2 separate regions of the Mus musculus genome follow, and region 2 is linked to region 1. Evidence: chromatin loops called from intact Hi-C (ENCODE). Cell type or tissue: left cerebral cortex. All regions are shown on one strand. Links, peaks and the distances in the headings refer to the core of each region. The heading gives the core; the rest is flanking DNA. Region 1 holds the start of Mrpl53 (mitochondrial ribosomal protein L53). Region 2 overlaps Sema4f (sema domain, immunoglobulin domain (Ig), TM domain, and short cytoplasmic domain).

Region 1 (11,332 bases), core at 5,314-7,813:
ACTGTTAAGCTATGTTTACGTATCACTATCCAGCTCTAATCTGGAAGCAGAAAACGGTGGCCTAGGAAATATAAGTACCTGGGTCCAAGCCACAGAGCTGGGAGGGACTAGCTTAAAACCCAAGTGTGTATGAATTAAGCTATTTCACTATTCATACTCTGTACTTCCGTTCCTCCTGGAGTGGACTCACAAGGAAGCCCAGGTAGGGTCTGTTTCTTTAAGCAGTTCTATAACTTCAGACAAGTCTGTCTCTAACAGCCTATAATTTTATTGATTGATTTTTAAATTTAAGACAAAGTCTATATCCCTGACTGGCTTGGAACTTGCTGTGTAGCCAAATCTGACTTTGAACTTTTGATCCTCCAGCTTCTACCTTCCCAGTGCTGGGTTACAAGCACACAAGTGATTGGTGTACTCAGTGCTAGCCCAGCACTCTGCCAACTGAGCTACCGCCCAGGCCCACTCACTCACTCACTCACTCACTCACTCACTCACTCGTTCAGTTCTAGTGCCAGAGAGCAACTTAGGAACTTCTGCATGCTAGGTACTGTAGTGACACTTTTGAGACTTTTGGAATTTTTGTGTCCTGAGAAAACATAGAAATGTTATAAGAAGGTGCTTTCCTTTTAATCCCAGGTCTAGGGCTGTGGGCTGCGCCCGACTGGCCGCAGCAGCTGACCCTGACTTGCCTCATGCTCTAGCTGAAATGTGGTTTTGCCAGTTGCAGATAATTTCTGTGATTGTGTGACATACAGAATTCTGGAAACTTTCCAGAGGGTGCATAAAGGGAGGGTCTCAAGAGGCAAGGTTGGTGGTTGGTGGTCATTCGGGGGTGTTGGTTACTGTGGTCAAAGAAGAAACAAAAGAAATTAGATTCAGGGATTTTTCTAACCCCTCTATCCTGTTTCTCTCCTATCTAGTGTTAGGGGTGACACTGGATGTGGGGAGGGGATGAACCCACCAAGTAACAGCTTACTTCACTGAACTGTATTTTAGTCCTTCGCCCACCACTCTTTTCTGGAACTCCAACTCTGCAAAGGTATTTTCTTTCCTATGGCCCAGGAAACAGAATTTACATCTGTCTGGAAGCTGTTCCGAGGTAGTACCTGCACCTCAAATTGACCAATGAGCAACTTAGGGGCTCACTATGCAGCCATGGTTTCCTTGGTATTTACATAGCCAAGCTTTGCCTTCAACTAAAATGTGTAGTAGTATTTGCATGTAACCTATACCTGGCTTACAGTGTATCTTATATTAACTAAATAACTTATACCTAATGTGATGTAAATGATATGTCAATAGATCTATTATTTAGGGGATAATAACAAGGGGAAATCTGTACATACTCATGCAGGTACAACTTTTAAATTTATTAATTTGTATTCGGGTGTGCATGTTCCACAGTGTGTGAGTGGCTGTCAGAAGACCATGACTTGCTGTTATTCTTCCCTTTCCCCATGAGGGTCCCAGGGATCAAACAGGCCATCAAGCCTCGTGGTAAGCAGTTTTACCCGATGAGCCATCTGTTCAAGCCCTGGATGCCCTTTGTTTTTGTTTGTTTTTTTATTTTAATCTAGAGTATTTTCATTCCTAAGTTAATGGAACCAACACAGAACCTTTAGATAGGTGGACAAGCCTATACTATTCTTATTTGACAAATGAGAGTGGACAGTGACAGATTTATCTGTCCCATGTCATAACTACTTAAGGGCAGAGCTGACTGGGATTGACAGCTGTTCTGGTTTTGTTTTGTTTTTTGAGACAGGGTTTCTCTGTATAGCCCTGGCTGTCCTGGAACTCACTTTGTAGACCAGGCTGGCCTCGAACTCAGAAATCCACCTGCCTCTGCCTCCCGAGTGCTGGGATTAAAGGCATGTGCCACCACGCCCAGCTCTGTTTTTGTTTTTAAGATTCATTTATTTATGTATATGAGTACACTGTAGCTGTACAGATGGTTGTGAGCCACCATGTGGTTGCTGGAAATTGAACTCAGGACCTTCGAAAGAGCAGTCAGTGCTCTTAACCACTGAGCCATCTTTCCAGCCTGACACCTGCTGTTTTTAACAAAAACTCATTCAATTTTACCAGTGAAGACTTGGGAGCCAGATGCTAGGGTTAAAGCCTGCTAGCTGAGAGACAGAGAAAACACCCAGCAGACCTTCCTCCTCAGCCTAAGTCTCACCGGGAATGACCCTCTCTCACAGTCTCAAGCAATTCTACTTCCTGTGTGTCTATCTGTTCCCCTGACTCTTTCTCTCTATCATTTTTTCTTAATAAGCCCATGTTCACTTCCTGACAACACTTGGGCCTGTGGTTGCTTGCTCTACTTCTTGACCTACAGTTGACTTTAATCTTGTTTACAATAGTTCAGAAAGCTTTTGGATTAAAGGTGTATGCTAAGGCTGAGCCACACCACAACTATTTTCCAGTATTCCAGTATTTTCCAGTAAGTAACACAATCTTGGGGTTCACAGAATGGCCAAATATCCTGCAGCACACACCCCAGGCCTTCAGGGAGATGTCTTTCTTAAAGGATGGCAGCGAGAGAGCCTCTACTACTCATTTAGGCAGGGAAGAATTACAGTATTGCTGGGGAGTGGGGCCCGAGTTATCTGGTAAACTACATAGCTATTCTTAGCTGGGCATTCTTAAGTTCTCTGGCAGTGGCTGTGGGCTTTTTTTTTTTTTTTTTTTTTTTTTTTTTTTTTTTTTTTCTCTCTTCTTGTAATTCAAGGTGAGAAACAAAGGGGCTGGGAAGGTGGCCCAGTGATTTGAGCACTTGCTGGGAAAGCATGAACTGACTTGGGATCCAGCATGCTCACATAAAAGGCCAGGGCGCATCCGCAGCACTGGGGTAAGGAGATAGGGGATTCTGGGTGCTTGCTGGCTAGGTGGGGTAATATATGCCTGTAACCACAGCACTTGGGGGATGGAGATAGGGGATTCTGGGTGCTTGCTGGCTAGGCTAGCTGAAAAGAGTAAGGTCAGGTTCAGTGAGACATTTTATCTGGAAACAAGACAAAACAAAACAATAACAAAAATCCAAAACAGATGGAACATGGTAAAGGAAAATACACAACCTTTGGCTTCCACATTTGCAAACACAGGCATGTGCACCTACATACATATACATACACAAAAAGAAAACAATGATACCGTAACCCAGTGTACACACACACACACATATGCTAGAGTGTCTTTATTTATAAAATATACAGTCATTTATTCAAAACTAAAACTTCTTAAAAGAATACTCTTGTGGCTGTAGTAAGAATGTTGGTTTCTTTAGAAATTCAGTTATGTTTTAGTGCCAGGTGTGGGGTAAGAAGCTGTGTCCCAGCCGGTGATTATGAACTGCCTTGTGCACTAGCAGGGGTGTGATTTTTACCTGCTGCAGAGAGATTAATTCTGGGGACTCTGGAGAGGGCCTGCTGCAGCTGCTGATCCCTCTTGCTGCGGCTGCATTTGCTGGATATTCTGATGATGAAGACTGGACTTGCCCCAAGGAACCCAAGGACCCTAATCAGCAGGAAGTAGCCTATAGAGGTCTATATCCCCTCCCCCTCTAATCTTCTCTCCTACATAATGCTGGGGTGTCAGAAGGGATTAGGGTGAAGAAAGGTTGGAAGGGAGGTAGAGGTATAAAAACTAAAAGTTAAAAAAAAAATAACACATGGCATGCATGGATAACTTTTTTTGTACGACTTTTTTTTCTGATTTTTAATGTGCATTCATTGGTGTCTTGCCTACATGCATGTCTGTGAGAGGGTGTCAGATGCCCTAGAACTGGAGTTACAGTTGTGAACTGCTATGTGAGTACTGGAGATTGAACCCTGGTCATCTGGAAGAGTAGCTAGTGCTCTTAAACACTAAGCTACTCCTCTGGCCTCGAATGGATAACTTTTTATGCCATTTGATCCTCTAAAATGACTTCATGGTCACATTAATGGATGTTAACCAAAAACTATTTCCGGACTGTGGGAAGTAAGCCATTATTACCCATGTGAAGGATGAGATTTCATAGCAGCTAAAATGATAAGGGAAAATGACACCAGGCAGGAGAATAAAAGTGGTACAGGAAATGAGTGAGAATGGAAGGGTCTCGATAAGTAGACCAGGCTGGCCTCCTGAGTAGCCTGGATAGTGTGTGCCAATAGACGGGGCTGGCTCCTCTCTTTCCCCTCAGTGCAGACAGACTGGTTGGATCTACGGAGAAAGGGAAGGGATAGGAGAGGAAACACTACATTTCTAGCCTAGAAGGCTGAGCAGGAAGTCAGAAGAGCCAAGTGACCGTTCCACTTGAAGGAAAGAATGTTGGTGGCATATGGGGGAAATTGGCAGTAGCTAATCATAGAAGATGGGGTTAGAACCAAATAAAAAGGTAGGGTTTAAATCCTGAGTAGTTGAAATTATGACAGAATGGGTGGTTCCATGAGAGTGAATGAAGAGTAGACAACACTACTAAGGAAGATGAGTACTGTAGGCTGAGGGTGGTGGCTGTCTAGAATCCCAGCACTGAGGAGCCTGAAGCAGAAAAATGCTTTCACATTTCTAGGCCACCTTGGTCTTCTTACTAAGTTTCAGGTTAGCTCATGGTAAGACCCTCTCTCAAAATCCAAGTAAACAACCTGAGAAAAATAGCATTCATTTGGCAATAAATATTTAATTAAAATGTACTTGGTTGACAGATCCAAATAAAGTTAAACACTGAGAAAGAAAAATTCCAATTTGTCGGGGCCCTTCACCACCCAAACTTACTTATCTTGCCCCAGAAGCCCTGTTGTTAGTGTTCTTGCTCCGTATCATGAGCTCCATGCAGCATTTTGAGTGATTAAAGCCCAGGTCTTCTCAGACCACTCACTGTCTTTAGATTCAAGCTAACATTTGGTTGTTGGACTCTTCTGCCATATCAGCGGCGGGTACTCGTACCCGGGGCGACCTTGTCTGCGCCCGGTGCAGATGCTGCCGCGGCGTTCCTGTCCCGGATGTGGGAGGCCAAGGCACTTAACATTTCCTGAGTGGTGAGGTGGGCACCGCGCATAATCAGCCGATACCCATCTCCTGGGGGAGATGCAAACCGATGAGTTAGGGACCCTGACTATGCAGGGCTATGGCGGCGATCTGCCCTCGCCCACCCGCGTCCCTACCAGGTTTACCGAACAACACGTCCACGCAGGGCTCAGAGCCGTCGTGCCTCACGTCGGCGATCACAGAGCAGTTGAGGTTGGTGGCGCGGACTTTCTCGCTGCTCACCGTCTGGAGGAAGGTCCTGCGGCCGGAGGGCAGCGTGAGCGCGTCCGGGGGACCAGGGAGCCGGGACGAGGGTGCGCGCGCACGCGTGGGGAACACGGACGCCTCCCACCTCCCCAGAACCCGTACCTCGTGGACTCCACGTTCTTCTCAAACGGGCAGAACTGAACTCGAACCAGCTTGACCGGCCGTAGTCCGAGCCGAGCCAAAGCCGCCGCCATGGTTACCTCCACCCCGGAAGGAGTAGCACTGGGGATCGGTTTATTGGAACGGACCGCTTCCGGCGGCTCCGCGGTACTTCGCGCGGCTGACCTCCGGGGCCACCCGCGAATACTTCAGCCATTAGCAGTGTTCTGTGCCACACAGCATAAGCAGTGAATGTGCAAAATCCCCTTCGCAGGAAAACGTCCTTCAGCCCTCTCCCTCGGGGTCCTGCCTGCGAGATCTAGGTCAGCACCACCCCACATCCTGGCTCCTTCCTTGGAAAGGATGTCACTGCGGGGACTGTCCACCCAGCAGAAGGCAAGCCCTGCCCCTGTAGCAACAGCCAAGGCTTAAATGTCCAGGCCCTACAGCCTAATGACTAGAAACAGAGACGGGGAAGGGGTAAGACTGCCCTCCACGTGTAGAAATGTCTGCTTTGTCTGTGTTTCCTCATGAATCAGTTTTCGCTTTGCTCCTGGGATTCGAGAGAAAGCAAGGTTTGCCTGTCTCCTGAGCGCTAGCCCTGTAGACCCCTTCTAGTTTTAGCTCCAAGATGTCTTCATTGTTTCCGACATCCAGATTTCAGGCTGTAGTTTGCCTATTACTCTGGATTGCAGATCCTAGGATGATCTGGGGGTTCAATTCTGGACTCTAGTTTATGAACATGTTTTATCAAGCACCCAGGTTTAAGCTTCTCTAGCATACAGTTCCTTGTCTGGGGCATGATCTGCAACCCCTGGTCCTAGTCAACTTAGGGTTCAGGACTTGTCCTCAGGCAAGAAAAAAAAGGCAGGTGCCAACGTGGGTGTTGGTGCAGCCTCAGGGCAAGCCAGGCTTGCTGGTTTCCCACCAGGTAAGCCTCAGGACTAGGTCCTGGTCCTCCCCCTCCCCCTCCTCCTCGTCCTCCTCCCCCCAGGGTGCTTAGCAGGTGAGTGTTCTGGGCAGGGGAGACTCCAAGACGAAGAGGGGGTGCCAAGTTTTCCAGGCTGTTGAGGCTGCTGGTGGGCAGTTCAGTGGTCTGGACCTCATAACAGAGACCTGGGAAGGCAGGAGTGGACGGCAGGTTGGTGGGGAATGCTGACGCCAAAGCAATGGTGAGATTGGGTGTGGGTGTTCGAAAGCACCCCTGGAAGGGCTTAGAAAAGCCTGGGGTTGAGGAGTGGTGATAACTCACAGCAACGGGGAGGTCTTCTGTGGACTGGATTCTTGGGCAGGGGTTGCTGCAGGAGACACAGCAGGGCCCCATCTAGCTGCTGGAAGATGCTGAGTGAGAGCAGAGTCTGGCGAAGCTCCTGCGACAGGCCCCACTGCTCTTGTTCCAGAACCTCCCTGACCACTCCGAAGTCTTGCTTGAGCTGCAGCGCCCCCTGCAGGCTAGATGTCCAGGTACAATGTGGCCACCAGACACTTCTGCCTCCCCAGACTGCTCTGCCCAAATGGTCTCCATTTTCCCTGTTTGGCATTCTTCCTCTGCCACTAGCATCTTTCCTTCATACCTGAACCGGATCCCATGGGTGAGGATGTGGTCAAGCCAGGCGCCCAGTGTGGCTGTCAGTGCCTGGCCGAGGGCAGGGGCTTGGGCTTCAGGTGGCAATCCCTGAAGTCCTTGCAACACAGGCTCCAACACAGAGTAGACCACTATCCGAGCGTACTCACTAGGGTCACTGGGAGGTTCTGGAGTGAGACAAGAGAAAAGACAGATGGAGAGACTGCAGAAGTCCAGTGGGCTCCAGAGGGAAGGAAGGGCACAAAGGGTAAGGACAAAGATGTTGACAGTGGTGTGGAGCCACAACTGGGGAGGGCTTGGACCATTTATACCAGGAACCCGAAGGAGAAAGGTGGAAGTGAGAGATTACCAAGACAGTGGGCTGGGGGTTGTAGCTCACTCAGCAAGGCTTGCTCGTCTAGCTTGTGTGAAATCTTGTGTTTCATTTCCAGCACCAGGAAGAAAGAAAAATTACCAGGACACAATCGAAGTCTCCAGTATCGACCCCTCGGCATGTGGAGCTTGAAGCCTTGTGTGGCTTGTTTATGGCATTCTTGGACAAACAGACCCAGTGATTCTTTGGGCAGGAGCTGTATGGGGAGGAAGAAAGTAAGAAGGGCTAGTCTATTAGACTGGGAATGGTGTTTCTCTCTCTGAGGTCTCAGTGTGGGCATCTGTAAAACCCTGATGCCTCACTGTGGGAGCATGGGCATTTTCTAAGGAGGTCTGGACCTAAACCATGCACAGTACCTAGGATTAGAGGTTTCCTTAGTAATCAAAGGCACATGACAAGTCAGGCGTGTTGGGCATGCGGCTAGACTCCCAGCATTTGGAAAGTAGAATCAGAGTATTAGAAGCTCAATGGCCAGGGGATGGAGAGATGGCTCAGTGACTGAATGAATGCTCCTCTAGAGTCTTGAGTTCAATTCCTAGAAACCACATGGTGGGTCATAACCATCTGTAATGAAATCCGATGCCCTCTTCTGATGTGTCTGAAGACTGCTACAGTGTACTTGCATATATAAATCTTTTTTTAAAAAATGGGGTGGGAAGAAGATGGTGATAACAAGGTTGTGTTGTTTAGATTTTTTTGTTTGTTTGTTTTTTTGTTTTTTCCAGACAAGGTTTCTCTGTATAGCCCTGGTTGTCCTGGAACTCACTTTGTAGACCAGGCTGGCCTCAAACTCAGAAATCTGCCTGCCTCTGCCTCCCAAGTGCTGGGATTAAAGGCGTGCGCCACCACGCCCGGCTTTAGATTTTTGGAGAATCTAAAAAAATGGGGCATTTGGCAGAAGTTCTGTGACCTGAGCATAGTGGCACATGCCTGTGACCCCAGGGCTGGGAATGCTGAAGCAGGAGGATGACAAGTTCCATGAGGCCAGCTTGAGCTGACTCTTACATTAGAGTCAAGAAAGGAAAAGGATGGGGGAATAAAAAACAAAAGAAAATGGAAAAAGACGTGGATATATGATCCCCGGAACCTAAGGAAAGGGAGGTTCTGCGGCATGGGGGAGAGGAAGAAACCACTGGGTCCCTGGCACATCAGACATGTGTGTGCCTCTGTTCTCCCTTCTCTCCAGCACAGAATTTCCCCACTCCCATCTGTCTAGCCCAAACTAGCCTTGAAATTTCCATGTAGTCCAGGCTGGCCTCAAACTCAAATCCTGTTTCAGCCTCCTCAGTACTGGGATTAAAGGTATACACTAGCACCCCTGGCCCTGCCTCCAACAATGTAATGCTAACTGGCTACTCTGCCAAGCTCCACACCATTTCCTGACACACACAGTCCTGAATACAAACAGGAGGGGAGAGGGAGGGAGGGAGGACTGGACTCACAAAGAGAGCATATGAGCTTTTGTTCCCCAGGAAGGCTGTCTGGGGAGCCTGCTTCTGCTACTCAGAGGCTGCCCAGCCAGCAGTTAAGCCTCAGGTACTGGTCCTCCTCTGGGCTTCCATAACCATCTATGTGAAGCTCTTCTCATTAGGAGGCTACGCTAGGGCATGATGTTAAAGAGAAAACAGTAAGAATGGAAGAAATCCCAAACAGTTGCTGGACTAGAAGTCTCAGATTCAGGAGACCAAAGGTGGGAGTTCACAGCAGTTAAGATGCTTGGTAAGCAGAGAAGCAGAGCAAAGGGGCAGGGGCCAACCTGAGCTCTGCAGACACACCAGGAGCAGAGGGCCAACCTGAGCTCTGCAGACACACCAGGAGCAGAGGGCCAACCTGAGCTCTGCAGACACACCAGGAGGACAGGGCCAACCTGAGCTCTGCATCCACACTAGGAGCAGAAGGCCAACCTGAGCTCTGCAGACACACCAGGAGGACAGGGCCAACCTGAGCTCTGCAGACACACCAGGAGCAGAGGGCCAACCTGAGCTCTGCATCCACACTAGGAGCAGAGGGCCAACCTGAGCTCTGCAGACACACCAGGAGCAGAGGGCCAACCTGAGCTCTGCAGACATACCAGGAGCAGAGGGCCAACCTGAGCTCTGCAGACACACCAGGAGGACAGGGCCAACCTGAGCTCTGCATCCACACTAGGAGCAGAGGGCCAACCTGAGCTCTGCAGACACACCAGGAGGACAGGGCCAACCTGAGCTCTGCAGACACACCAGGAGGACAGGGCCAACCTGAGCTCTGCAGACACACCAGGACAGGGCCAACCTGAGCTCTGCAGACACACCAGGACAGGGCCAACCTGAGCTCTGCAGACACACCAGGAGGACAGGGCCAACTTGAGCCCTGCAAACACACCAGGAGAACACAAACATAACCTTATATTTTGCAACAGGAAGCAGTGGTGTGCAAAATGGGACAGATAAAGACAGAAGTAATAGCTCTGTCCATAAACCTAGAAGAAAATCATGGGGGACATAGCTTGGTGTCACGGATCTTACCTGGCATACATGAGGCCCTGACATAATCCAGAGAAAGGGCGAGAAGAAACAGCCAACCCAGAGGGGAGTGGAGCTGTTCTGCTGATCTCCCCATTAGAGGGCTTAAAAATACTTTTAACTTCATTCTCTCTCTCTCTCTCTCTCTCTCTCTCGTGTGTGTGTGTGTGTGTGTGTGTGTGCTGGCATGCTCACATATGCAGTGTGTGTGTGTGTGTGCTGGCATGCTCACATATGCAGTGTGTGTGTGTGTGTGTGTGTGTGTGTGTATGTGCTGGCATGCTCACATATGCAGCAGAGACAACTTGCCGTCATTAGTTCTATCTTTACCCCATATGGGTCTGGGGTTGTCAGACTTGGCATTAAGCACCTATAACTAACGAATCATCTTGCTGCCTCCTTCTGCTCCCCTTCCCACTCGTGATTGGAATCAAAGAAAAGTTCGATGATGCATGATCAGCAGTGCTTGTTGCTTAGCTACAGCCCCAGCTTGCATTTCACCCTTTAAATATAGACATGTGCTACTTTAGTAAAACTATAAAGCAAGCCAGATGCAAGGGCATATGCCACTAATCTCAGATTCAAGAAGCAGAGGCAAGCAAATGTATGTATATGTATACATACACATACTATATATATAGTGTGTGTATATGTGTGTGTATGTATATATATAGTATATGTATATATATACAATAATATATACAAATGTCACTTTTAAAGAGAATAATGAATTAAACACTACTAGGAAAAGTAAAAGACATAATTATGCAGTCGCTAATGAAATAAGTCTAAACAATGATGTCATTGGCTAACACTATTAGGGAGTAGCAAGGGAGTATGAATCATAACTGACCATGAGTTGATTACTATTATGACCATATTTGAATTTTTTTCCATAGTAAAGAACAAGAAGCCAACAGAGAAAACTTTAGCAGAGACTAAGGAGATTGGAGATCGCAAGGTCCCCAGCCCTGTTCTCTAGGCACACACTTACGCTGCCACTCTCAGGTCTCTGCACTCACCTGCATCTTTTCAGTCAAATTGTGGATCTCTAGGCCCAGCTGCTGCTCCACCTCCAGAGTGAGCGCTGCTTCGGAGGCCAGGCTGGACAGCGCCTCCACCGCAGACAGAAGAGGCTGTGGGCAGAAACAGAGAGGGAGGGCTCAGCTCAGGCCACTGAGGGAGGCTGCTCCCTCCCAGCTCTGGGCCACTCACAGGCAGATCCTTCTGGAGCAGGAGCAAGAAGGAACCGGGGTCCCACGCTGCCAGGTGCTGCTGAGCTCTGCCCACAAACCAGAGCAAGGTGGTCTGCAGGGTACAGAGCCCCAGAGCGACAGGCGTAGGACCTGGGAGGGGAAGGACAGTACCCTAGGGTTCATAGGTCACCTCCAGGAGAAGGCCAGCTTCAGAACAGAGGACAGGCAAAAGATAACAACTGCCCCGCCCCCTGCCCTCCCATTCCACACCTCCTGTCTCACCTGCAGGCGGACACAGCCT
Region 2 (11,332 bases), core at 5,671-8,170, 190 kb after region 1:
TTTTAATTATTTTTTCTATTTCTAAAGTGAAAATATTTTAATTTTTGAGTTATTAAAGTAAAAGATGTTAACTACAAAAAAAAATCAATGACTCTGAAAGTATAAAGAAAAACCTAGCCAGGTATGGAGCTATACACACCTTTAATCTCAGTACTTGGGAAGTGGGGGTAGGGAAACCAGGGTCATCTTTCCCTACATGGGGAGTTTGAGGCCAGCGTGTGTTACATGAGATGCTGTCTCAATACTCTCTGTCCTCACTGAACTCTATGTTATACTGTGGTCATCACACTGGGTCATCACACTGGGTCATCACACTGTGGTCATCACACTGTGGTCATCACACTGGGTCATCACACTGGGTCATCACACTGGGTCATCATACTGTGGTCATCACACTGTGGTCATCACACTGGGTCATCACACTGTGGTCATCACACTGGGTCATCACACTGGGTCATCACATTGTGATCATCACACTGGGTCATCACACTGGGTCATCACACTGTGGTCATCTCACTGCTCTCTTTTGAAGGTTTTTAGTTTTTCTTGTTGTTTGTTTTGTGCAAGAGCTTTACTGCTGAGTTCCACCCCAGCCACCAGGCTCTTTTGTTTTGTTTTTGTTTTTTTGTTGTTTTTGTTTTTTATTTTTGAGACCAAGTCTCACTGTGTGATTATGGCTATTCTGGAACTCACTATATAGACCAGGCTGGCCTCAAGATCTGCCTGCTTCTGTCTCCCAAGTGCTGAGTTTAAAGGTGCACCATTATACCCTGCCCTCAGTCTCTAGACCTGTGTAGCCTAGGCTAACCTGGGGCACCTAATACTCCTACTTCAGCTTCCTACTTCAGTGTTGGGGTTTTCTGGCATGTACCACTGAGCCAGATGTGTAGTTGAATGCTTACCAATTGATCTACTCAGCAATAAATAGCCAAACAGTTACATATTTATGAATATTTTACTATATGAAAGTACAGTTCTGTCATATTGGAATTGAGAATGTCTGGGACAGTCTAGAATGTCTTGTGGTCTTATGTCCTCCTACAGACATGATCTTCATATCTGTGCGGTTGATGTCCCTTCTGTAAATATTTGAGATCATGGTAAGCCTCTGCATCTGGACAACTGCTACTTACATTCCAAGGTGTCTGTCCCTTTTTCTGTCCCCTAGTGTCAGTGACCCTTTTCTAGTCCACCTTCAGGGACAGTTCTCTTCCGCCATTGCAGGTTCCAGTCTTGCTAGCTCTTTAGGGTAACAATCCCTTAGAGCATTTTGAAACCCTTTGCCTCCGGTGCTAACTAGGCCTTTGTGTGATTATCTGTGATCCCTCTTCAATTTTATTTATCACCTTTATCCTTGAAGACATGCTCCCTAAATATACATAACTGTCTGCTTCACACGTCTTCCATTCTCAGGACAGCGTGGCACAGCTTCTTATGGCTCACGGAGGTTTGGTTTTAGGGTTTTCTGTGTATGGTGTTGTTAAGGACCTTTCCCTTTCCCTTTCCCTTTCCCTTTCCCTTTCCCTTTCCCTTTCCCTTTCCCTTTCCCTTTCCCTTTCCCTTTCCCTTTCCCTTTCCCTTTCCCTTTTTTCAGACAGGGTTTCTCTGTGTAGCCCTGGCTGTCCTAGAACTTGATCTGTTAACCAGGTTGGCCTTGAACTCCTTGATTTTTTTTCACCATCACAAAGGACAAGAGCTTTGCTAAGCATCCCTGACACTTCCTTTTCCCTGAGAAACATTGTCACCCAGACCTGTCTCCTGTCTCTGCCTCATGAGTGCTGGGATTAAAGGCATGTGCCACTACTGCCTAGGTTCTAGGCACCATTCTTCAATCAGTTTTCCAGTATCAGTTCTCTCTCACCTACCACCTAGCAAGTACAGAGTGTTGGCTCATGTGGGGTTCCATTAGTTGCTGGGACCTGTGACTAATATTTAGGTTTTCTGTCCTAAACTCTTCTGGAAGGGATTGGCATGTCACTTGACAGCTGCTCCTCCTCTGCTAGCAGCAAGACATGTCTCTGAAGTTCTACAGGGACTGTCACCGATGGTACAGAATGCATACCGTGTGGCTGGCCCTCGCGAGGGTTCTGTACTTGTTTTCTAGCATCTGCACTGATGAGTGGAAGGTGGCTTTCTCCCTGTTCTGCATTTGAAGAGCCTGGGATTTAGGAAAGCCAGTTTGCCCAAGATTGTTGTCTAGTGAGTGCTCTCGGGGTTCAACCCCAAGTCTTCTGATGCCAAAACCCTGCCCACAATCTCAAGCGGTGGAATCACCTCTCCTTCCCACCTACACCCTGCAAGGAGGTTTTCGGTCTACAAGTCTCCCAGGCCTCTTGGCTGTTTTTCACTTTGCACTGAGTGTTGTTTCAAGGCTGGGTATCTGGCCACTGCTAACAACGCACAGCCCTTAGGGAGCATCTGTTAGCCAGCATGTCTCTGCTTCCTTCTGCATGACCCTGCTCTCTCCTGCTTCCCCGGGCTAGCACAAGCCCCTTCAAGCCCTTGCTTCCTTCTCCCGGCTCTCTGATCTGACCTCTCAGCTGCCTGCAGAATATTCTCCTTTAGACGGTGGTGTTCCTCAGGGCACCCTAGTCTATTTGCATCTCTGATCAGTACCTTTGTGTTGTTCCTATTGGGACCTAAACAGGATGTGTAGTGACGCGTAGGTGATGGCTTTGGCTGTGTTTCCTGGACCATCCTTAGTTGCCTTCTTGAATTTCCCATGTCTCCTGAAAGCCCTTTTGCCTTAGCATGTCCAGGAGTGAATGCCCTTCTTCTCCGGCTGCCTTCTTCACAAGCCTTCCTCTGTTGTTTCCTGTCCTGGTTACTTATGTCTGACAAACCACAGAGATGTTATCTTTGTCTATTCTTTCATCTCTCCGATTTCAGTTTGTGCTCAGTCTGCACTAACACACTTTCTCTTAGAAGTACCTTCTTGGCCTCTCCCCTTTCTTCTTTGCCTCCTCTGGGTCTTCCATGCTTCTTGAGCTGTGTGAATGGTCCTTTGTTGCTGTTACTTCTCCTCTGCATCTTCTCTTTCTCTCTTTTCTTCTCCCCTTTCACCCTCTTCCATTTCCTCTTCCTCTTCTCCCTCTTCTCTTTTGGAAAACATAAACATCACTTTGTTGTAATGAGTTCACAAATCAAAACATCACACGAGGAATTTAATGTTGAGGTGGCTCCTCTTCTTCATTTTCACTTCCTGTGTGTGTGCATATGTGTGTGTGAGTGTGTGCATGCGCGTGTGCATACTGCATGCATGTGATTGGGTACCACGTGACTGCAGTACCCAAGGAGGTCAGAAGAGGACGTTGGAACCTCTGGGACTAGAGTCAAGGATGGTTGTGAGCCTCCATGTAGATGCTGGGCATCAAACTCAGGTCCTCTGCAAGAGAAGCCAGGGTTCTTAATGGTTGAGCCATCTTTGTTGTTGTTTTGCTTTGAGACAGGGTTTCCCTGCATAACCCTGGCTGTCATAGAACTTGCTTTCTAGACCAGGCTGACCTTGAGATCTGTTTGCCTCTGCTTCCAGAGCCCTGTGATGAAAGGCATGTGCTTCTTGTTTTTTGATTTCAGACTTGCATTCAATTTCTGATCTTCCTACCTCAGCCTCCCTACTGCTGGGATTACAAATTCACACCACCATGCCTGGCCATTATCATTGTCAGTATCACCATCACCATCACCACCATCACCACCACCACCACCACCACCACCACCACCATCACCATCACCATCACCATCACCATCACCATCATCATGGTCTTCTTACCCAGGACTTAGGGCTTACTAGGCTCTACCGTTGAGCTATACTCCAGCCCTCATTGCTTTCTTTATAAACCCCAATTGATTATGTTACACTCCCCATTTAAAAAAAAAACTCCACTGTTCTCTTCCCTGTGAGATAAAGACTTCGTGTCCTGATATGTCAGAGCACACTTCACAAACGAGGACACATCTCCATGCCTCTAGCCTTGCCTCTGTTCATTTGCTTGGTGCAGAAACGTCTGCCCCTTTGGGCATCAGCCACCATGGTCCTTATGCCTGAGTATGGCTCCTTTGTTCACTGCTTCCCTGTCTTTCTCCCTGATGCCCTCTAACTGGCAAATTTTTTATTCTTCGGAGATGCTATGGGTCTGGGAATATAGCTCAGGTGGTGTAACAGTTGCCTGGCATATGCAGGGTCCCAGTTTCAATCCCTGGTACCTCTCTGCTGCCCCTCAAAAGATGCTGCAATCCCAGATAGGCATGGCTGGATCATCGTCTGCCTGTCTCCCTCCCCCAGTTCAGGACTCCTGGTCCCTGAACATCTGCTTGTCCTCCTTGCCCCAGAAGGTGATGCGCTCAGCACAGTGCCTTGTGCACAGCAACTGATGGAATCCTGCCACCTTGCTTTTCCCAGAATGCCTGTGCTTCATGAGAGACCCTGGGTGCCCATGACTTTCTATGGCCCACAGCCACTTTCTTATTCCTTGTGTCTGACCCCTTGCCCATGTTATTCATGGTGGCAGAGCTGTTCCTCTCTTGTGTCCCAACGTGCCTGTGATTCATCTCTTACCCCCACTATTCCTAGAGTGCTGGAGACTGTCTCAGTGCAGGAGACACTCCTCACTTTCTGTGAAGCTTCCTCTCATCAAACTGAGCTGGTATTTCCCAAAGTGTGGCTTGAACCACTTGTTATCAGTGTGACTTCTGCCTGCTTGAAATGCAAGGTGTTGGGACATGCCCCGATTTTACCCAGTTAGAGTTGCTGGGCCTGATGACCTACATCAAGTATCCACGTGATCCCAGTATACTCCTTAGCTGTGAATGGTTCCAGGGTAGTGTACCCAGCAGTGTTCAGAAAGAACACGGGTTCTCTACTCCATAGTGGAAAACTTGGGGTTTGCTGCAAAGCAAAGGCCACCGCCTGGGGAGTCTGAGGACAGTTAGCTCTCACCAGGTTACTGCAGTGACACCCAATGTCTGCTAGAGAAGCCTTTCTGCTCCTGTCATGCCTGGGTCCTTCTGGCATTTCTCCCTCAGTGCAGGCTTCCTACTCCAGCACTTCCTGTGAGTCAGGTGTCCCCCGTGATGACATTTGGTGCATGCTCAGTCTGTGTGTTGCTACTCTGCTTTGTCCCACGCCCTGCCTGTGACTGTTTCTGCTTCCAGGTGTCTCTGACTGCTCATCTCCTTCCTGTCACCCTGCAGGGGGCGTCCTCTACACCGCCACTGTGAAAAACTTCCTGGGGACAGAGCCGATTATCTCCCGAGCTGTGGGTCGAGCTGAGGACTGGATTCGAACAGAGACCTTGTCATCCTGGCTTAATGGTGGGAAGAGGGACAGGGTCACCTGGGACACAGGTCAGGTGGAGGCTGGGTAGCCCCAGGCTGTCTGAAGATCTGAGGTCATTGGTTTCTTCAGCCCCAGCCTTTGTCGCAGCTATGGTCCTGAGCCCGGCTGAGTGGGGGGATGAAGATGGAGACGATGAAATCTTCTTTTTCTTCACGGAGACCTCCCGAGTCTTGGACTCATATGAGCGCATCAAGGTCCCACGAGTGGCCCGTGTGTGTGCGGTGAGAGCTCTGTCCTGGCTGGCTGTCATCTCCCAGTGTTTTGGCCTTCCATCTCTTCCTCCCTGGGCCTCTTTCGCCTCTCTCCTCTGTCTGGTTTGTTCTCCACCTAGGCTTCTCTCATGGGAGCTTGAGGAAGGTGAGGGAGAAGGCTCTGGCCACTCTGGCGACTCTAGCTCTCCCCCACACTTACCTTCGCAACACACTGTCTATAGGAAGTTGGGTTACATTAGAAGTTTAAGGAAGGATGTAATGATGGACCCAGGTTCAAGTCCTGCCCCACCACTTCCTGCCTCTGTGACCTCTCTCTTGTTCCTTGGCACCTTTGAAGCGTATATGTAGAGTTTTTATAACAACCGAGGACAAATTGGTTTTAAGGACTAAGTGAAGTCACAGTTCTTTGTCATGATTTACGTTGTCAGTGTCCTTGTTATCACAATCCTATCCATCTCTGCACCCTGTTACCCCCAGTTTCTCAGATTATGTCTGTTCTTCTCCATGTCTGTCTGTCCGCGTGCTATGAACTCAGGTAGCACACACAAGGGTCTACACATGTTTTATCTAGTTTTGGTCTTCTAAAGAGTGTTTCCCATGTTCCTGTCACCCCAGGGGGACCTTGGGGGCCGGAAGACCCTTCAGCAGAGATGGACGACGTTTCTAAAGGCTGACCTGCTGTGTCCAGGGCCCGAGCATGGAAGGGCCTCGGGGGTTCTGCAGGATATGACAGAGCTTCGACCTCAGCCTGGCGCGGGGACCCCCCTCTTTTATGGCATCTTTTCCTCCCAGTGGTGAGGGGGTCCTGGTGTGGATGACGGGGTGACGGGGGGAGGGGTGTCCGTGGAGTTGGTATGGTCACTGCAGGTGGACTCTCTTTCCCTCGGCTGCATGGCTCCTGTGTGCTTCTCGGGGATCCAGTCCTTTGATAAGGGACGAGTTGCTGTCACCTAGCTCTCTCCAGATACTTAGCTCCAATCTGTGACTCCTCCAGGGAAGGAGCCGCCATTTCTGCTGTGTGTGCCTTCCGACCCCAAGACATCCGGGCAGTGCTGAATGGTCCCTTTAGAGAGCTAAAACATGACTGCAACAGGGGACTACCTGTCATGGACAACGAGGTGCCCCAGCCCAGACCTGGAGAGGTGAGGAGGGGGTGGGGCAGGTCTTCATCACAACCTTGATTTTTTTTTCCACCATCGTAAAGGACAAGAGCTTTGCTAAGCATCCCTGATACTTCCTGTTCCCTGAGAAACATTGTCACCCAGACCTGTCTCCTTTAGTGCATCACCAACAACATGAAGTTCCAGCAGTTTGGATCCTCACTCTCCCTGCCAGACCGTGTGCTCACCTTTATCAGAGACCACCCGCTCATGGACAGGCCCGTGTTTCCAGCTGATGGCCGCCCCCTGCTGGTCACTACGGATACAGCCTATCTCAGAGTTGTGGCTCACCGGGTGACCAGCCTCTCAGGGAAAGAATATGATGTGCTCTACCTGGGGACAGGTATACAGCATCAAGCAAGTTGCCCATAACGTCACCACAGAGAGGTGCCCTGTGACATCCAGGCACCAGGGTTCCAGGCACAGTGCCAGCTAAGCCATTTTCTTGCCCTTTTCCTTCCTCCCAGAGGATGGGCACCTCCATCGGGCTGTGCGCATCGGAGCTCAGCTCAGTGTCCTGGAGGATCTGGCCTTGTTCCCGGAAACACAGCCGGTTGAAAGCATGAAATTGTACCATGTGAGTTGTGTATTCGGGGAGCCTGCTGGGGAGAGTCGAGTCTGTGGCCAGTTAACGGTCTGGTCTGGACGATGAGCACATTTTCTCTCTCGCTCCATTTCTACAGGATTGGCTTCTGGTGGGCTCCCATACTGAGGTGACACAAGTGAACACCAGCAACTGTGGCCGTCTCCAGAGCTGCTCAGAATGTATCCTGGCCCAGGATCCCGTGTGTGCCTGGAGCTTCCGGCTCGATGCTTGTGTGGCCCATGCAGGCGAGCACCGTGGGTGAGTGGGGCTGCTTTGCTTTGCTCTCTTGCCTGCCCGCCCTCCTGGACTCCGCCCTCCCATATGGCTGTCTCATCTGCCGATGCCATTCCCTCTGTGTGTGGCTTCTTGTTTGGAGCCGCATCTCTTGCCTGCCCGTCGGTTAGCTCATGTTAACTCATCTGTCTGCCCGTCTGGTGCTGTCTAATTAATGCTAGACCGGGCATTGCACACATTGTACCTCGGATGATAGTGACTCCAGCTCCGAAGTGGATCATTGCTCCACTGGCTTCCTCCACCTCCACTGCCACCAAGCCAGCGTGGTGTGCGTGCGTGTGTGTATGTATGTGTGATGTATTAGAGTGTATATGTATGTGTGTGTTTGTATATGATATGTGTGTATGTATGATGTATATTTATGTAAGGTGTGTGTATGTGTATACATGAGGACTGGCAAGTGTATGTCATTGCCTCAGCTTGTGTGTCAGAGGACAGAGGACAATCCCTGCTAGTTTTCTTACACTTTGAGACAAGGTCTGTCTGTGGCTCACTATTTTGTATTCAAGCTAGCTGCCCTCAAGCTTCTAGTTTCTTTTGTCTCTTCATCAGGCGATAGGGCTGCACAGGGACTTGTGAGATACCTGTCCTACTGTGGCCAACTTTGAGGCCGGTTCTGGGGAACCAAATTCACTTAATCAGGTTTGTACAGCAGGCACTGTTTCCACTGAGCTATCCCCAACCCAGTCACTTCTCACTGGGGTCTCCTAATTCTGGGCTCCTGCCATCCATTTGCCTCTCAGAGGTGACCTTAAAAATATACCACACGGAAGCAAACCCTGACGTCCCTCCCTCACTCTGAATAATTCAGAATGACTCTCTTGTCACATAAGAAATCTCCTAAAAAGATCTTATCCTTGGAAATCTTAAATATTTAAAAGTACGATGAATGAATAAATGTGACTAAAATGATAAATTTGTGTATCTCCACCCCTTCCACCACTGCTGCCTGACCAACACTGTTTTTAATGACTTCGCTGTCAGTTATTTTGAAGCAAATCTTTCTTAGATATCATGTTATTTTATTCATAAATCTTTGAGTATCTGTGGCATACAAGGACACTAAAACAAAAGAAAAGGGTGCTGGAGAGAGACATGGGTCAGCAGTTAAGAGCACTGCTTGTTCTTCCAGAAGACTCAGGTTCAATTCTTCCCACCTACAGGATGGCTCACCGTTCCAGGGGCTCCAGTGCCCTCTTCTGGCCTCTGAGGGAATTGCACCCTTGTAGTGCACTGAGGTGGGGAAAAGGTGCAGGCTGCCTGAGGAATGACAGATTGTCACTCAGTACAGAATGAAGACTGTCCTCTGGGCTCAACACACACACACACACACACGTATGTCCACGTTCACACACACAAACATAAATATACACACACAAAATAATCATGTTACATAATAGGTAATACTTATGTAGCCATACCCAATCCTTAACTTTTTAGTGTTATCAAATATACAGTGATGTTTCAGTTTCCTCATTTGCATATACTTAACCTGTATAATTCAAGATTCAAATAATACCATCAATACTCGTAGGCTTATTTGCTTTATAAATATATTTTAATTAAAAAAAATACTGTGATAATGTCTTAATCTGTAGCCCACACTGGCCTAGAGCTCACCCTAATCTGTAGAACCCGGGCTGGCCTCAAATTCATAGTGATCTCTCCTGCCTCATCTTCCCACACACTGAGATTATAGGCGTCACGATTAGTGCCTAATCCAAACCTAGGTCTGTGAGGGTCGGGAGGCCCCCTCCCCTGAGCTAGTCTCAGCTGTTAATTTAAATTCTCTTAGTGGAATAGTTTTGGCCAGGTGCTTGCAAAATTCTTTTTCATTGTAACACTAGGATTTTCCGTTTTGAAGCCCATGGCAGGCCACCAGCCTGGCCTCACACCCAGCCTTTTACCTGGGTGCTGCAGGTTTACGGCAGGGCCTCATGCTTGCATGGCAATCTTGTTTACCACGACTCACAGCCCCTCCCCCAAGCCTTCAGGTGTAAAGGAGAGGGCACCCTGTAGCCATGGACAGCAGTTTCACTTCTCAGATTTCCCTGCCTCTTAGGGGATACCCACCAAGCACGTTTCCAACAGATTGTCAGCTAGGAATATGTGGATACTTGACAGGGAAAAGCCTTGAGGTACATTAAGGAAAGATTTGGTGGAGGGGTGAATGCTGACTAACTCCAGGAGTGATTTCTAACATGATGGGTTCTGGAGTCAGGACTGTGATAACCGAGTACTGTGATAACTAAGTACTGTGTTAACTGAGTACTGTGGTAACCAAATACTATGATAACTGAGTACTGTGATAACTTAGTACTGTGTTAACTGAGTACTTTGTTAACTGAATACTGTGACAACCAAGTACTGTGATAACTAAGTACTGTGGTAACCAAGTACTGTGATAACCAAATACTATGATAACTGAGTACTGTGTTAACTGAGTACTTTGTTAACTGAATACTGTGACAACCAAGTACTATGATAACTGAGTACTGTGGTAACCAAGTACTGTAATAACCAAATACTATGATAACTGAGTACTGTGATAACTTAGTACTGTGTTAACTGAGTACTTTGTTAACTGAATACTGTGGCAACCAAGTACTGTGATAACTGAGTACTGTGGTAACCAAGTACTATGATAACTGAGTACTGTGATAACTTAGTACTGTGTTAACTGAGTACTTTGTTAACTGAATACTGTGGCAACCAAGTACTGTGATAACTGAGTACTGTGGTAACCAAGTACTGTGGTAGTGGGAGTACCGTGGGGCTGAGTACCATGGTACTGTGAGGGTCTGAGGAAGGTGCAAGCACATTGGAACACTAGGTTTACCAGATATTCTCTTCTCTGTAGGATGGTTCAAGACATAGAGTCAGCAGATGTCTCTTCTTTGTGTCCAAAAGAACCTGGAGGTTTGTATGGCTCAGAGAAATGCGGGTGGAATGTATAGAAAGGGGCTAGAGAGTTGATCTTTTTTGTCTCATTCAAAAGACTTGATCCCATGAAGACATGGCAGTCCAGGACCCAGGACCCAGGACCCAGGGCCTTTCCATTTTTGGGAATCCCTTTTGGCAATGTCCCTACATATCTTATATATGACATCTCTCCATATGCCCCCATCCTACTTCCTGCCTATAGCTTCATGTCTTTTGTGTCTTTGCCTTCTCTCCACAGAACATCCGGTAGTGTTTGAAGTTCCAGTGGCTACGGTGGGCCACGTGGTCCTGCCGTGCTCCCCCAGTTCTGCCTGGGCATCCTGTGTGTGGCACCAGCCCAGTGGAGTGACTTCGCTCACCCCACGAAGGGATGGGCTAGAGGTGGTGGTGACCCCAGGGGCCATGGGGGCTTATGCTTGCGAGTGTCAGGAGGGTGGAGCCGCCCGTGTGGTGGCTGCTTATAGCTTGGTGTGGGGCAGCCAGAGGGGGCCCGCAAACCGGGCCCACACCGTTGTGGGGGCTGGGCTGGTTGGCTTTTTCCTGGGTGTTCTAGCAGCATCTCTCACTCTCCTCCTGATTGGTCGCCGTCAGCAGCGGCGGCGACAGAGGGAGCTTCTAGCTAGAGACAAGGTGGGCTTAGATCTGGGGGCTCCACCTTCTGGGACCACAAGCTATAGCCAAGACCCTCCCTCTCCTTCACCTGAAGATGAACGGCTGCCCCTGGCCCTGGGTAAGCGGGGCAGTGGTTTTGGTGGCTTCCCTCCACCCTTCCTGCTGGATTCTTGCCCGAGCCCAGCCC

Evidence for each region. Peaks named below come from ENCODE experiments on the same cell type or tissue, not always from the same donor. Only the 100,000 strongest peaks of a DNase experiment are listed, where the experiment ranks them.
Region 2: a loop joins it to region 1, with 2.4 times the contacts of the local background. A loop is called at or near these places in 6 of 42 quality-filtered maps.

Annotation. Positions count from the first base shown.
Region 1 is chr6:83,103,251-83,114,582 of GRCm38, reverse strand. It overlaps Ccdc142 (coiled-coil domain containing 142), which reads right to left. Exons shown (of 9, transcript NM_001081266.1): 3 at 11,314-11,332; 4 at 11,051-11,181; 5 at 10,858-10,971; 6 at 7,416-7,530; 7 at 6,951-7,128; 8 at 6,629-6,828; 9 at 5,462-6,492. The coding sequence ends at 6,206. Mrpl53 (mitochondrial ribosomal protein L53) reads right to left here and starts at 5,475. Exons shown (of 3, transcript NM_026744.3): 1 at 5,380-5,475; 2 at 5,157-5,269; 3 at 4,651-5,061. The coding sequence starts at 5,471. The coding sequence ends at 4,910. In left cerebral cortex, for the core only: CTCF peaks have their summits at 5,564 and 6,823 (motif pointing left); DNase peaks (open chromatin) are centred at 5,547 and 6,816; H3K4me3 peaks cover 1,076 bases; H3K27ac peaks cover 945 bases.
Region 2 is chr6:82,913,544-82,924,875 of GRCm38, reverse strand. Sema4f (sema domain, immunoglobulin domain (Ig), TM domain, and short cytoplasmic domain) reads left to right here. Exons shown (of 14, transcript NM_011350.4): 6 at 5,194-5,313; 7 at 5,408-5,559; 8 at 6,166-6,344; 9 at 6,545-6,692; 10 at 6,831-7,053; 11 at 7,178-7,287; 12 at 7,394-7,554; 13 at 10,451-10,509; 14 at 10,772-11,332. Among named protein-coding and RNA genes, the nearest start is that of Sema4f, 21 kb to the left of the region's middle. In left cerebral cortex, for the core only: a CTCF peak has its summit at 6,961 (motif pointing left); DNase peaks (open chromatin) are centred at 7,009, 7,248 and 7,597.